2 separate regions of the Homo sapiens genome follow, and region 1 is linked to region 2. Evidence: read pairs that join two places in POLR2A ChIA-PET (ENCODE). Cell type or tissue: A673. All regions are shown on one strand. Links, peaks and the distances in the headings refer to the core of each region. The heading gives the core; the rest is flanking DNA. Region 1 overlaps LOC124901626 (a long non-coding RNA gene). Region 2 has its middle 610 kb from the start of SNORD151.

Region 1 (8,346 bases), core at 280-8,279, 54 kb before region 2:
AGCTAATTAAAAAGTGAACCAAAGATCTGAACAGACATCTCACTGAAGAAGATACAAGGATTGCAAATGAGCACATGAAAAAATGTTCAACATCAATTGTTACTAGGAAATTGAAATTTAAAACAATAAATGAGATACCATCACACATATATTAGAAGGGTTAAAATTAAACAACAACAAAACAAATGACATACTGATTGCTGGTGAGAATGTGGAATAATACAACTCTCATTCATTGCTGTTGAGAATCCAAAATGATACAGTCAGTTTGGAAGACAGTTTGATTATTTCTTACAAAGCTAACTATATTCTTACCATATAATGCAGCAATTACAACCCTTGATATTTGCTGAGTGGATTTAACGACTTATTTCTACACAAAAATCTGCACACAGATGTTTATAGTAGGTATATTCATAATTGCCCAAACTTGGAAGAAACCAAGATGTCTTTCAATAAGTGAATACATAAATAAACTGTGGTACATCTATACAACGGAATATTATTCAGCAGTAAAAATAAATAAGCTATCAAACCAAAAAGATAAGGATAAATAGTAGATGTGTGTTTAAATGAAAGAAGCCAGTTTGAAAGATTACACAATATGACAACAAATATGTAACATTCTGGAAAATGTAAAACAGTAGCAACAATGAGAAGATCAGTGCTTTCTAGGGGTTCAGGGAGTAAAGAAGGCTAAGTAGGTGAAGCAGAACAGATATTTTAGGATGGAAAACTATCATTTATGATACTGTGATGGTGGATTCTATGAGTCCATTGACCTTTACAGTCAAAATAGTAAAATTCTAAGAGATTGAGGGATTCCAGAATGAAATTCAGAATATGACAAAACAATGTAACTTCATTACAAATGTATTAATCAACCTTATAGAAAGAGGTAATGAAAAAGCTGCCGACTTAATTAACTTTGGAAATGAATAGAGTATGTTAGACTACAGGAAAAGAAATGCAACAAGAACTATACTTTATTGAAAATGTTGATTTCCACAGGAATATGGGTTAACACTCTGATACTGCTATCCGTGTATACTGGAAAGGAACAGTTAAATGAGTGGATAGTGGAAGATGTGAGCCAGATTTCTTACTGTTAAAGTGAGAGTTTATAGATAAACATATGGAGGAGGCTAGAATGATCTTTGTGGTAATTAAGAATTGGAGATAGCAGTATGAACTCATGTTCAGGATATAGTCAAAGACGATACATATAGAAATATTCACAGATATGTGTCTATACACGGGCTAGTATGTACTCATCTATTTTCTTGCTATTTCAACCAAGAAGCCTAGATATAACTGCATCCCAGTGGCAACAAACATGCCTACCTTTTGTTTCTAACATCTTTTTCTAATGTAAGAAAATAGAGGTTCTTGGAGAAGTGGCTGGTGTTAGGACTAAGACAGGAAGTCTGTCTTACAGATTGAGCCTGTGGAATCTATCCTTTAGCACTGGAAAGTGGGGAAGTGCTCAAAGAAAAACAAGCAAGCAAGCAAATGTCCCATAATGGGGTATGTCAATGGGACACAGAAGTTAACTAAAAAAAACTTTCCAGTTGCCAATGCTTGAACAATTTGAGCAACAAAATAAATGAAGCAGTATTGGACCATAAGTTAATGAATAAAATAAATATATATCAGTATTGATATACTGATATAAATAAATAATTGCATAAATAAATGAGTAGAGAGAAGAAATAAATGTCCATCCAGGAAAGTCCCAAGTAATTTATGTATTTACTCTACATTCAATGAGATGGTGCATAACACTCCACTCCTAAGTGTGCCCCGTGCATAATGATTTCCTTTTTAAATCAAAAGGAATGAGCATGAAAAGAGGGGAAAAAGAGAAACTTTGCAGTGGAGAAACATGATAAACACTATGTTAGGAGCTTGGCACAGTGGCTCATGACTGTAATTCCAGTGACTGAGGAGGCTGAGGCAGGAGGATTGCTTGAGCACAGGAGTTTGAAACCAGCCTGGGCAACATAGCGAGACCCTGTCTCTACTAAAACAAACAAACAAAATCCACTACATTAGCCAGGTGACCAAGGTCAACATTAACAGTCATGCATTCTATTGATTGTATGTACCCTTGATGTGATGTGATGCAAATGGCACTTTACCTGCGTGGTCTTCCTCTGACAAGCTCATTACCCCATTCTAATCATGAGAAGAACATCAGACAAATTCCAACAGAGGAGAATTATACAATATAATACCTGACCCCTCGAAACTGTCAAGGTCATCGAAAACAAGGAACCTCTGAGAAGCTGTCATAGCCACAAGGGACCTAAAAACAGACATTGTGCCTAACGTAATAGGTATCCTGGATGGGATCTTGGAAGAGAAAAATAACATCTGGTGAAAACTAAGAAAATCTGAATAAATGGTAGACTTTAGTTCATAAACGTATATCACCATGGATTCATTAATTGTAACAAACATGCCATACAAATGTAAAGTGTTAATAATAGAAAAAATTGAGTATGGAAAATATGAGGACACCGTGTACCATCTTTGCATTTTTCCTTTGCATCTAAAACTGTTCTAAAAAATAGAGTTCATTAAAAAAAGGGGGGCTGAACTTCACAACAATTAGGGTATAGGGAAACCTTGCTGGAAGAGGGACATTTGAGCTACAAAGAGGGTGAGGAAGAATTGACAGTAAAAGAGGAGACAGTGCTTGTCATAAGAAACGGCTGATGCACACATTCAGGTTTGAGAGGAAGAATGGTCCTCGGGGAGCACTGCAAGACAGGTGGCCCACACATCATCCTCAGCCAGTCTTTCTCCAGGAGCAATGGGACAGGAGGCTGAGTGCCATGTAAGCAACATTGAGAATCTAGAACTCTTCAGACAAAGGGAAGTCACTGGAGACTTTCAGGCAGAGGAGTGGCATGATTAGACTTGTGTTTTTGAAAGATTACCCTCAACATTTTTTTGAAAGTGAAGAGCTCAGTTATTTAACTTCCTTTCCTTGCTGCTTTTTTCTTACCCTTGCCATTAGATAACCCTAGGGGCTGACTCTGGAATACCTGCCTTTGGATGGCAATATTGAAGGAAGCCCTTGGTCCCAACCCCAATTCCCTCCTTCATGCTTGGGAGTGTGAAGCTCATCACGCAAAAGCCATAAATGGACCTTATAAGGAGGCGAAGAAACCTCCTTCTCAGATGTTTCTCCCCTGGAGCCATCGCGAGTATCTTAAATATGTTTGCTAATTACCTGGAGCCTTGGAAAATAGGCTTGTGCCTTGCCTCCTTCAGACATAATGTTTCAGTAATTAGTAATCAATTACCTCTCTGCTCCCTAGACAAGCTCGATTCCTTTTTTTCCATGATGTTCTTTCCTCACCCAAGCTGTGCTGACAGGCAATTGAGTCATATCTTTCTCAAGCCCGCCAAAAGCCACACACTGAATAAAGGGGGAGGAAGAGGGGAAAATGAAACGATACACCCCGGATAATAGATAATTAGATAATTATCCCTAGCTGAAAGCACGTTTTGGAATTTGCATTCAAAATGAAGGGAATTGGCAGAAAGAATGCTGATGTCAGGGAATGGGTAATTTTATTTCAGGGAAGTAGCTAGCGGGGAGGATTTAGTCATCCTCTGACTTGCTCCAGCCTCTTCATTTGTCTTCTTCCCTTTAGCTTTTTCGCCTATAATCTAAACTCCCCACCATTGCCAGAGAGAACATTCTAAATGTCATGCCAACATTTCTATGAGAAAAAGAAGGTATGGGGGGTGTCAAGACACTTTCGAGATAAAATCCAGATGTACCATACCTTCTATAACCTATCTCTTCCTTCATTTTCTGCCCCATTTCCCAATCCCTTGTATGGTCTATTTCAGCAATATTGAGCTACGCATTGCTCCCCAGACTCAACTTGGTTTCACAAATCTGTGCTCCCTTCTAAACTCTGTAAAATGCACCACTCTCAACCCTGGTGCTCGGAACACATATCTACGTGTCCTTATGGATTATTCTTTTCTCTTCCCCACATCTTATCTATTGGTATGTTCTGTTGATTTTGTCTTTTCCATTTATCATCAAATTTTCTATGAACACCTTGTCCAGACCACCACCTGACACCCCCATACAGTCTTCTGACTCACAGTCCAGTGCTCTCTCCTGGACAACTGCAACAGCTCCCTGACTAGTCTCCTTTTTTTTGTTTGTTTTTGTTTTTTGTTTTCTGTTTTTTTTTTTTTTTTTTTTTTTGGACCTGTGTTTCTTTACAACCCACTAGGCTTTTAAAGCTGGAAATTGGATCACATTACTCTCTGCCTAACACATTCCAGTGGTTCTCATTGTTCTTACAATAAAATCTTTTATTTATTTATTTTTAACCACATCCTGCATTGCTGACCTCTGCTCTCCTTCGTTCTTTTCCTTACATGCTTCATTTAAGTTATGGCAGAAATTGTGGCACCCTAGGGGTTGGAGGAGCCCTTCTTGAAAACCTCAGATGTCCCCTCCTCATTGCCCAGCTAAGAAAGGTCATATGAATTGCCCTTTACACATTTCAAACAGGGTGCAGCTTTGGAGACCAGGCCTCCTGAGTTACAGTCCATGCTCTTGGGGCTTGACTAAGTTCTTTGCTGTCAGTAAGGGTCCCCTTGGGCCAAGATCTGGCTGCATGGGCCCTGGGTCCCCAACTTTTCCAGCATGATGAGGATCTGGACCAGGAGCTACAAGCTCACATGCTAACAAGGACTAGGCAAGCCATGCAGAATGTAGATATGAGCTTTTTATAAGAAGAGAATAGGGGTCTTGATAGGGGTGATGGGGAGACCTTCTGTCCCTACTAAAGTGGGGAGCCACTATTTAGCATTGTTAGCTTTCACATACATAATCCACTGTTAGTAATTTTTTTTATTTTAAAAGTAATGTTCAGTTTTAATAAACAAACAAACAAAAATTGCCTGGGGGGGCTGTTAGGCCAGTGAGTGGTCTATGGTGTCGACATTCCAGGGGAAACTGCAGGGTAATGATCCAACCCTGGGAGATGAAAAGGTAAAAGGTTCAGGTAAAGGGGGAGGGGCCAAGTGTGGAAATAGGAGAGAATTGTAGGGGAAGACCAACACTGTGGGAAGGGAAGAAAGAGGTGAGGAAAGGAGGAGAGGGAGAGAAGCCAAAGAGTGTGAAGACCCTTGGAGATTCCCTTGTTACTAGTGAGCTAAGATTACATTATTTGCTTGAACATCAAGATGAAGGATAGGCCTCCACATGCCTTCCCCTGCACTCCTCATCTCTTTTTGGTGCGGTCCTCTCAGGCAAGCCCTCCGACCTGCCCCCTGCAGCCCCCGCGCTGACTTTCTCCCCTCTGCACACAGGCACACACTGCCCCTTCTCAAACTCATGGATGCATCACCAGGCAAATAGGAAATGCTACTAAATGCTGTTCTATGAGGGACAATAAATGAGTGGGAAGGTGGAGAGGAAATATTAGGAGACAGAATACAAGAAACAGGATGTCTAAGGTGGGTAAGGAGGAGCTGTGGAAGCAATCATCAACTCGGAAGTCCTGGAAATGAAGTAAATCTGTGAACAAAAGATCCAAACACCTGAAGACCTCTTCCCTTCTCACCTGGTGTTTGGGCCACACTCAAGCCTCCCACGCCTCTGTGCTCTTGGTTTCTCTGTGTGACTGCTGCCCACAGATGACTGGAAAGACATCCATTTCTAATTCTCTGCACTGGAAGTTTGGACCATGGCTCCAAATTGCTCTACCGTACACAATGTAGAAAGCTCTCCTCGGATTTGTAGCAAACTTCCGTAGGACAGGAGCCTGAGTTAAAGCATCAACAGGCAGGGGTAACATGTGAGGAGGAGAAGCTCAACCCCACGGCTGCTCTTCTTCCACTTTTCTATGTATACATTAAAAATTTTACCACCTTTCCCCCTCACCAATATTATGAGGCAGATAGAAAAATTGCTACCACTGTATAGATAAACTAAAATCCAGTTACATGATCTAGATCTAACTTCAAACTTTTTTTTTTTACTCCATAAAAAAGTTACTCATTATTTTTCAGTTACTCCTTCTCCAGTTTCCAGTTACTTATTCTCCTTTCCTCAATCCTACATCTAGGACCACCTGCCCTATAAGTTTGATCAGGATGTCAATGCAGAGTTGAGCAACTCCTCTGCCTAACTCATCTAACCCCTATCAGAGTTCACTTTTTTCTAAGCATGTTCATCACAGGGGAAATATACATTGACCACTTACTATGGGCTGGGAGTACGGCATGTAATAACTGATCTAATTTTCCTGTAATAATATCAATCTGGAAAAGACTTTTTGAGTTAAATAATCACAACTTTTCATACAACAGATCAATAATTGCTGGGTAATATAATAATTTCCATGTTTATCTTTTGGAGAAACTGCCAAACTGTTTTCCACAACTGTTTGCCACTGTGACTGTGACTGCACCATTTTATATTCCTACCAGCAACGTTTGAAGTTTCCAATTTCTCCACATGCTCAGCCAACACATTTTTTTTTTTTTTTTTTTTTTTTTGAGATGGAGTCTTGCTCTGTCACCAGGCTGGAGCGCAGTGGTGCGATCTCGGCTCCCTGCCACCTCCACCTCCTGGGTTCAAGCAATTCTCCTGCCTCAGCCTCCTGAGCTGGGACTACTGTACCCAGCTCAGCCCATGCCCAGCTAATTTTTGTATTTTTAGTAGAGATGAGGTTTTGCCATGTTGGCCAGGCTGGTCTCGAACACTTGACCTCAAGAGATCCGCCTGACTTAGTCTCCCAAAGTGCTGGCAGCATGAGCCACTGTGCCTGACCAACATTTTTTATTTTCATTAAAATAATTGTTATAGTCATCTTACTGGGTATGAAATTGTATCTCATTATGATTTTGATTTGCAATTCCCTAATCACGAATGATGCTGCACATGTTTTTATGAGTTTTTGGCCATTTGTATATCTTCTTTGAAGAAATGGCTATTCAAATCTGTGGCCCATATTTAACTGGGTTTTTGTTTTTTAAAACAAATATTACATTGTAAGAATTCTTTATGTATTCTAGATACTAGACTCTTATCAGCTATATGATTTACAGTTATTTTCCCCCATTCTGTGGATTGTCTTTTCCCTTTATTAATGGTGTTCTTTGAAGTGAAAGTTTTTAGCTTTGAGGAAATCTCTCTCTTTTTCGTTTGCTTGTTGGTGTGTGCATTTTATGTTGTATATAAGAAGCTATTGCCTAATCTAAGGTCACACAGTTTTATACCTGTTTCCTTCTAAGAGTTTAGCTCATATTTAAGTCTTTGATTTATTTTGAGATGATTTTTGCATCTGGTGTGATTTAGGGTTCAATTCATTCTTTTGCATGTCGATACGTCCAGTGTTGTCTCCATTTGTTGATAAGACTATTTTTTTCCTATTGAATTTCCTTGCCATCCTTGTCAAAAATCAGTTTACCATATATGTTTGGGTTTATTCTGTACTCTCAATCTATTTGATTAATCTATATGTCTATCCTTATGCCAGTACCACAGTGTCCTAATTATTTTAGGTTTGGAGTATGTTTCAAAATTGGGAAATCTCAGTTCTCCAACTTTGTTATTTTTTTCAAGACAGTTTTGGATATTCAAGATAACTAGTGTTTCAAAATGAATTTTAGAATTGATTTCTCCATCTCTGCAAAAATCACATTTGGAATTTTGATAGGGATTACATACTGAATCTGTAGATCAAATTGAGGATATTCCAATTTTAATAGTATTATGTCTTTCTGTCCATGAAATTAGTATGCCTCTCCATATTATTAGGTTTTCTTTGGTTTCTTTCAACATGTTTAGCAGTTTGCAGTGTACAAGTCTTACACTTTTTTTGGTTGCATTTAGTCATAACTATTTTATTATTTTGGGTGTTATTTTAAAATGATTTTTTTCTTAATTTTAATTTTAGATTATTTATTGCTAGTATATAGAAATTGGTTTTCATATATTTGTTTATCTTGCAACTTTGCTGAACTTGTTTTCTCTCTCTAATAGATTTTGTGTGTGTGTATGAAGGGGCTATGTGTGGATCCTTTAAGGTTTTCTATAGAAAAGATTATGTCATCTGCAAATAGTGATAATTTTATTTTTTTCAATCTGTGTGTGTGGAATCCTTTTATTTCTTTGTCTTGCCTAATTGCCCATGCTGGAAACTCTAGTACAGCATTGAACAGAAGTGGCAAGAGTAGACATCCTAAGAGATTAGACTTTTAGTCCTGATCTTAGAGGAAAGTTCTCAGTGTTTCACCATTAAGTATGATGTTTTCATGGGTTTTTCACACATGTGCTTCATTAGGTTGAAGAAG
Region 2 (8,346 bases), core at 241-8,240:
CTGTGTGGAAAGTTTGTAGTTTGATGTAGCCCCGTTTATCTATTTTTGCATTTGTTGTTTGTGCTTTTGGTGCCAGACACATGAAATCATGGCCAAGACCAATGTCGTGAAGCTTTTCCCTATGTTTTCTTCTAGAAGTTTTATAGTTTCAGATCTTACATTTAAGTTTTGCATTTTGAGTTGATTTTTGTCTATCAGGTAAGAGAGGGGTCCAGTTTCCTTCCTTTGCATGTATATATCTAGTTTTCCTAGCGCCATGTTGAAGAGACCATCCTTTCTATGTATTTTTGTCACTGTTGTCAAAGACCAGTTGACCGTATATCCATGAATTTATTTCTGGGATTTCTACTCGGTTCCGTTTCTCTAGATGTCTTTACACCAGTGCCATATATGTTTTGAAATTAGGAAGTGTGATGCCTTCAGCTTTGTTTTTCTTTCTCTAGATTGTTTTGGCTAGTCAGGATCTTTTGTGATTCCATATGAATTTTAGGATTGTTGCATCTATTTCTGTACAAAATCCCATTGGAATTTTGACAAGGATTACATTGAATCTGCATTAAGGAAATGCAAATCAAAATCACAATGAGATACAACTTTATACTTGTTAGGATAACTATTCTTATATATTATATATATTATCATTTTATATAATATACATATATTATATATATTATCATTTTACACAATATACATATATTATATAAATATATATTTATCATTACATTATATATAATATAATATATATAATATAATATATATATATATAATATAATGATAAATGTTAGCAAGAATGTGGAATTGGGACCCATGCATACTTTTGGTGGTAATACAGAATGGTGCAGTCGCTATGAAAAACAGCATGAAAATCCCTCAAAAAGCGAAAAATAGCACTACCATACGATCCATCAATCCCACTTCTGGATATGTATTCACAATAATGGAAATAAACATCTTGAAGAGATATGTGTACTTCCATATTCATGACAGCATTATTCACAACAGCTAAGATGTGGACACAACCTAAGAGTCCACCGATGGAGGAACGGATAAGGAAAATGTGGTACACACACAATGCATTACTATTCAGCCTTAAAATAGAAGGAAATTCTGCCATCTGGATTTGGATAAACGTGGAGGATAAGATGATAAATGAAATAAGCCAGTCATAGAATGACAAATACAGAACATATATGAAGTATCTAAAATAGTAAAACCCAGGAAGCAGAGAGTGGTTGCCAGGGCCTGGACAGATAAGGAAATTTGGAGTTGCTAATCAATGGGTTATAAAATTTCCATTGAGTAAGATGAATAAGTTTTAGAGATCTGCTGTACAACATTTACCTATAGTTAATAATACTATATTGTATACTTAACATTTTGTTGAGAGTAAGCCTCATGTTAAATATTCTTACCACATACAACTTAATGGTCTTAAGTTAGGGGTATGGTATCTAAATAGGAATAACTTAACTAATGTAGAACAGAGTCTAAGCTTGTTTTACAAGTGAGCAATACGGAAACTTGTATTTAGTTGTTATGAAAAGAGAGCTGCTGCTATGTGCATAAATGTCTGATATGTCTGCTGTTATTTGCATAAATATGGGGGAGAGCACATATCCTCTAGGACATTACCTATGGACTACAGAATCATCAACCTACTGAAGCAAATGATGAAACCCATGCATGAAGGATGCCTGGGGAAGTGTATATCCAGAGAGCTGGAGGTAGAAATGGAAGGACCATGGCCTGACTCATTCTAGCCTGACAAGTCGGTCAAGGCTAGCCTAGAATGTTTAGTATATTTTGGTTTTGCAGAATTGTATAAATTAGCTACTACGTGCTGAGTATTTTGCTAGATGCTTAAGAGATGAAGTGACACAATCCTTGCCGAAGACTTTATGTAGTCCAGTAGAAAAGGTAATACCACTGAGTGTATTAAATGAAGGATGGAAACTCAGAGTGTACCTAAATCTAGAGAAGTGGATCCGCCCTGACCTGCAGGGTCATTTCTGCCTGTCAAAAGAGGCAGTGTCTACTAAATGACTTTGATTGACAGCAAATCTCTGCCAGGCACTCTGTAGTAACCATGTAAGTCAATCCTTACAACATCCCTTTAAGGTGGATATTATGTCCCCCATTTTATCAAAGAGGAAACTCATCTCCAAAAAGTTTAGTGACTTATCCAAGATGATAGGGCTGGGAAGTGGTTTCAGTAAGAACTAGATCAGCCTGGTTTAAGGACCATGCGTCTCCCTCTACATCTTAGCTACCTTAGTCCACAGAAAATCCTGGCAGAAGTTAGGTGGATGTGGAAGTGCTTAGAATGCCAGGGTGCACCTTTGGAGGAGAGAAACAGAAAAATTCAGTCCAAGATTAATATGCTGGCACTGATGGAGAAAAGGCCCTGCAGTAGTAGAAGAGTAGCTATGTCAGAGAAGGACATGGGCATCCAGGATGCCCAAGCTCAGTCCAGTGCAGTAGAGACATGTTAACCAGTTACAAGGAAAACACCCATCATCACTGGCTAAAAGGGTGGGCCTCAGGGGCTGGTTCACCAGAGACACTAGAGCCATGGCTGAGATCAGTACCCACACCCTCCTTATTCCACTCTCCCCCGCGAAAAAAACTGTTAACAAACTGGGGGAACAAATGATACTCAGCTTTGTTTGTTTGCATTGTTCTCTAAATGCCCGATTCATCCAATAAACCAAGAGCCTCTCCAAGGGAAGGAACTATAAATTTAGTAGACTGAATCTGTATTACCTTGCAGAGGTAAAAGGGCTCAGAAGTGGTTCAGTGCATTTTTGTTGAATGCAACGAGGAACCACATCAGAGCAGAAGGATAAGACCACAAGTCATCAGAGTAATGAGTATTGTAACCCTGCCACCCTGCAGTCTCGATTTTTGGAAAGGCTGTTTGTCCTATAAATAGAAATTGGCTTTTCTTGAAGAAGGGTAGACTATTTGTTGACATGGTTCTTTGGAAAGATTTTACATCCACCTCCCGACCAGTGTTCTCTGTAGTCCAGAATAAAGCTGGGAGTATGTGGCTTCCTGAGGCATCTGATGAGGGAAGGAGGGGCCAGAACAAGTGCCCTCGAGGGAACTGCAAAGGGCCAAAGGCGACCAGATGTCCAGGTCTGGGTGAACATTTTGCAAGACCAAGCTTTCTGCCACCACTTTTCAGAGTAGCAGAAAAACCAGTTTTCTTTTGGAATTTTTATATTTTTAGTACTTTTTTCAAGTGAAAATGGAATGGCAACTTTGGTGGGGAAAAAAAAAACATTTTCTCTCCACAGTTTTCTTACTTAGGATTTTTTTTATATATTCTAGAAAAAAAAGAATGAGTTGCAGCATTTCAGAATCTGAAGGAAGTTTCCATTCCAAAGGCTGCAAGTGATTTGCAGATCTATAAGGTTTCATCAGAGAAAAACAGGTTATTTTGCTTATATTCCTAATAGAGAGTTCTAATCCGTCTTTAAAAAGTGTAAAAAGTTAGTAGGAGTAGTAAATATGCTTTTCAAGGCAAAGTAAGCTCTAGTAGTCCCTGGCCCAAATGGGACTAGGGATTTTGACAGAGGAAAACTGGAGATTCAGAGTGGTGAATGCCTTGTCCCAGAGGACTTAGCAAGACAGTGATGGAACTTGCTGGGAGGCAGGTTCCCTACATGCCAGTTCAGGTCTCCCTCTGTGTAAGGCAGATGCATAAGATTTAGCTTCAGTCTTGGGCAATATCTCTTATTCTTTAGTGAAAAATTTGAAGAATGATAAAAATGTGTTTTTCTAAATTATAGGATAGAATTTGCATCATGATCTACAGTTTTTCTGCATTTAAGAGAGAAGGATTTATTTAATAATCCAGTGGATAAGATGATTCATTTTGTGGATACCAGTCAGCTGAATCTTTCCCCAGCCACACTCTCATCTTCCAATGGGCTTATGAACAAAGTGGCCATGGTGGCAGGGATGGAAGTTATGCATGGACTCAGCAACATGGACTTCCACTCACCAAGGCTGACCTGGATATAGTCACTGGTGAGTGTCTAATCTGCCAACAGCAGAGACAAGCACTGCGTCCTCCAGATGGCATCATTTCTGAGAGTGAACAGATGGTAAGAAAAATATGCCACCACTTTGAAAACTTTAATAATTTTTCAAAAGCTTAAGGACACACCTATTATAAAACTTAGTTATTTCATTCCTAAAGAAATCCCAAGAGAAAGAAAAATATGTTATATGTCTGCAAAGGTTTTTACATAAACATTATAAAAGCTCTATTAATAATAGCTAGAAACTGAAAACAACTCAAATATTCATCAAGAAGTGAATGGATAAATTATAGTATATCCATAGAATAGACAACTCTCAGCATTAAAAAGGAACAAACTATTCTTCTTCTTCTTCTTTTTTTTTTTTTTTTTGAGACAGAGTCTCCCTCTGTCACCCAGGCTGGAGTGCAGTGGCACAATCTCGGCTCACTGCAACCTCCACCTCCCGGGTTCAAGCGATTCTCCTGCTTCAGTCTCCTGAGTAGCTGGGACTACAGGTGCGTGTGCCACCATGCCTGGCTAATTTTTTGTTAGCCAGGATGGTCTTGATCTCCTGATCTCATGATCCACCCTCCTCAGCCCCCTACACAACATAGATAAATGTCAAAATCATTATGTGAGTTGAGAGAAACCTGATGCAAAAGAATATGTACTGTATGATTCTACTTATGTAAAATCTACAAAAGGCAAACTAATTTATAGTGACAAAAATTCACAAGTTCAGTGACTGCCTGGGGCCTGGGGCAGAGGGAGAGATGAACTGCAAATCATGACAGAGAATATTCTGGGAATGATTAAAAGATTTGGACGTTTGAATGTAGCAGTAGTTTCACAGAAATATACACTTGCCAAAACTCATACAAGTGTGTACTTTAAATTCATGCATTAAAAAGAACACATAAATTGCACCTTAGAAAAGATAAGGGTCATCTGCGCAATAAGAAAACATAAATTGAGAGTGGCTCAAACATGATGGAATTTAATGTCACAGGGTGATCCAAAGCTGATATGGCAGCTCCACATTGTCTGCAGGGACCTGCGCTACCAGAGCCCTGTCAATATTTTGGCTCACGGTCATTTTTTTGTTCAAGGTACTACTATAACTATTCACGACATGCACGTTCCAGGCTGATGGCAAAAGGAGAGTGAAAGATAAACAGGTTTGTGTCACACCAAGTATACTCTTTGTAATCAGCCTTTCTAGAGGTACATGTGCACATTTGCTTATGTCTTACTGGCGTGATTTTAGTCATACATCAATGCCTACCTGCAAGAAAGACTGGTGATCTGGTAGCAATCTCAGCTGAAAATTGTGATCTATTTTCAGAGAAAGTAAATACTTGGAGTAAAATAGTTTCTGGCCACAGTAAGATTGTGTGGTTAAGAGTTTACTGGCTCTTTCCCAAATTGTGCTGGGAAAAGTGAATATCCACATGCAAAAGAATAAAGTTGGACTTTTATCTCACCCTGTATGTGAAAATTAACTTAAAATAGACCTAAGACTTAAAGGTAAACTTAAAACTCTAAAACTCTTAGGAAAAAAAAAATAGGAGAAACCTTCATGACATTAGATTTGTTAATGATTTCTTGGATTTTTTTGGATGATACAAAAAGCACAGGCAATGAAAGAAAGAAAGATTAAATTATACCTCACCAAAATTAAAATTTTTCATATATCAGTGGGCATTATCAGTAGAATGAAAAGGCAACGCATAAAATGGAAGAAAATATTTTCAAATCATATACCAGATACAGGATTAATATCCAGAACATATAAATAATTTCTACAACTCAACAACACAAACCAGCTTGGTTAAAAAATGGGAAATGGACTTGAATAGATGTTTATTTAAAGAAAATACACAAATGGCAATTAGCACATAAAAGATGCTCGCTATTATGACCAAACAAGGGGCTTATCCTTGATGTGTATCAAAGCTGATCCTATGGCACTGTTTTTTGAGAAAAGCAAAAGCTTTATTGTGAGTCATCCCACAAAAAGACAGGAGACAACACTCACATCTGTCCCTGCCCCCATCTGAGTGGTGGGTTGAGCTTTTATGGCATTTCTAACTAATCCCAGGTGATGGCAATGCAGCCAGTCTGCTGGGACGGTGGTGTTAACAATTAAGTGAAAGCCTTTTCCCATTGTACGAGCCAGGGCTGCATCCATTTGAGCTGGTACTGTGGGTGCAATATCCATAATCATTAGGGAAATATAAATTAAAATCACAAAGAGAAGCTACTTTACACCCATAAGGGTAGCTATTGTCAAAAAGGAAGAAAATAATACATGTTGGAGACGATGTGGAAAAACTGGGATTTTTGTGCATTGCTAGTGGAAATGTAAAATGAGGCAGTGACTGTGGAAAATAGTATTGCGATTCCTCAAAATAGTAGAAATAGAATTACCATACCACGTAGAAATTTCACTTCTGATTATACCCAAAACAATTGAAAGCAGGGTTTCAAAGAGATATTGGTACAGTTCATGTTCTTGGCAGCATTATTCACAATATCTAAAAGATGGAAGCAACCCAAGTGTCCATGGATATATGAACACATAAATAAATTGTGGTGCATTTATACAATAGAATATTCCACACCCTTAAAAGGAAGGAGATTTTGACATTTGTGATATGGACAAACCTTGAGAACATTATGCCAAGTGAAATCACCAGTCGTGAAAGAATAACTACTGTATGATTTGCGTCTATGATGTCCTTAGAGTAGTCAAGTTCATAGAGACAGAAAGTTGAATAGGGGTTGCCAGGAGATGGGGGAAGGGGAATGGGGAGTTAATGTGTAATGGGGACAGCGTATCATTTGGTGAAGATGAAAAGGTTCCAGAGATGGATGGTGCTGATGATTGCACAATGTTGTGAATGGATTTAGTGCCATTGAATGAGACACTTAAAAATGGCTAAAATGGTATATTTTATGTTTTGTAATTTTATGATAATATTTGAATATAAAGAGTTTACTGGCCCCAAGGATAGTTGCTCAAAAGCTGAGTTATCAGCTGGGCATAGTGGATCATGCCTGTAATCCCAGCAATTTGGGAGGCTGAGGCCAGTGGATTACTTGAGGTGAGGAGTTTGAGACCAGCCTGGTCAATAGGTGAAACCCTGTCTTTACTAGATATACATATATTTAAAAAATTAGTCAGGTGTGGTGGTGCACACCTGTAGTTCTAGCTACTCAAGAGGCTGAGATCGGGGGATCTCTTGAATCTGGGAGGCAGAGGTTGCAGTGAGCTGAGATTGCACCACTGCACTCCAGCCTGGGTGACAGATCAAGGAAAAAAAAAAAGCTGAGTTGTTATTATTATCAGAAAACCTGTAGAGGGAATTTCTGTAGTGGGGAAAACAGTCCACTGGAGAACCTATAAACTCCTCTAATCCTGTCTGCTGTGAATGAGTAGAGAGATGAAATACAGGCCCCTCACATTTACCCCCAGACCATATCTTCCCTTGTCCAACATTGCCAGCATTACAGGAAGGAAAGAAAATGAAAAGATTGTCTGATTTTACTATGACAACCTTTCACGAGGTCTGGTCCAGAAGCTTGCACTCTATGGCTGTGTGTTCTCACCTGTGAAAGGAGGATCTGCCTCAGTAAGCTAAGCTTCCTCCCAACCTGACAGTCTACACATACTAGGCCAGAATTTCCTAATATAGACTCTCTTGGACACAAACAGGCTGGATGCTGTTCCTCAGGATGAAGATGGACTGATACCAAGTACAATGGGGAAAGCATAGTTATTGAATTATCTGTAAAGGATCATATTTTATTTTCTGGAGATGGCCACAATGATAGCTTCTTTACCACATTTTTTCTGATGTGGGAATGTGATTCTTCTCGCATGGAATGCTAGGGTTTATGTCACCTCCCTTGAATCTGGGTGGGACTGTGACATGTCTGTAAGCAGTAGAGTGTGGATGACGTGATATTCATGTGTTCTGAAGTCAGGGCAGAAAGCCGCTGATGCCTTGCTCATTGGACACTCCTGCTTGGAGCCCTGAAGGCCCTGCAAGGCATCCAGCTACCCAGAGTCCACCAATATCTGAGGACACAATGCTGTTGGGAAGCCCAGGCATAGGTGCTCCTAGTGACGTTCCTAGTCTCTGACTCCTCCCAGCCCAGATACCACACATGATGAATATTGGAGTCCTCTGATGAATGCAGCCATCAGCCATCGAGTCCCCTCTGAGTCTTGCCCCCAAGTCCTCACTCATCATGAATCATAGGGAAACCGTCTTGCTCTGCTGTGTCTGCGTTTCTAACCCACACATCC

What was found. ChIA-PET counts read pairs that join two places held together with the same protein. Peaks named below come from ENCODE experiments on the same cell type or tissue, not always from the same donor. Only the 100,000 strongest peaks of a DNase experiment are listed, where the experiment ranks them.
Region 1: POLR2A ChIA-PET joins it to region 2 with 10 read pairs; 5 of 35 experiments call an interaction of 5 or more read pairs at or near these places.

What each region holds. Positions count from the first base shown.
Region 1 is chr7:46,905,005-46,913,350 of GRCh38, reverse strand. The region is part of intron 1 of LOC124901626 (a long non-coding RNA gene); the gene reads left to right. Among named protein-coding and RNA genes, the nearest start is that of SNORD151, 560 kb to the left of the region's middle. In A673, for the core only: no CTCF peak of the experiment used is centred there; DNase peaks (open chromatin) are centred at 3,490 and 4,370; H3K4me3 peaks cover 625 bases; H3K27ac peaks cover 1,955 bases.
Region 2 is chr7:46,850,745-46,859,090 of GRCh38, reverse strand. No RefSeq gene overlaps it. Among named protein-coding and RNA genes, the nearest start is that of SNORD151, 610 kb to the left of the region's middle. In A673, for the core only: no CTCF peak of the experiment used is centred there; no DNase peak of the experiment used is centred there.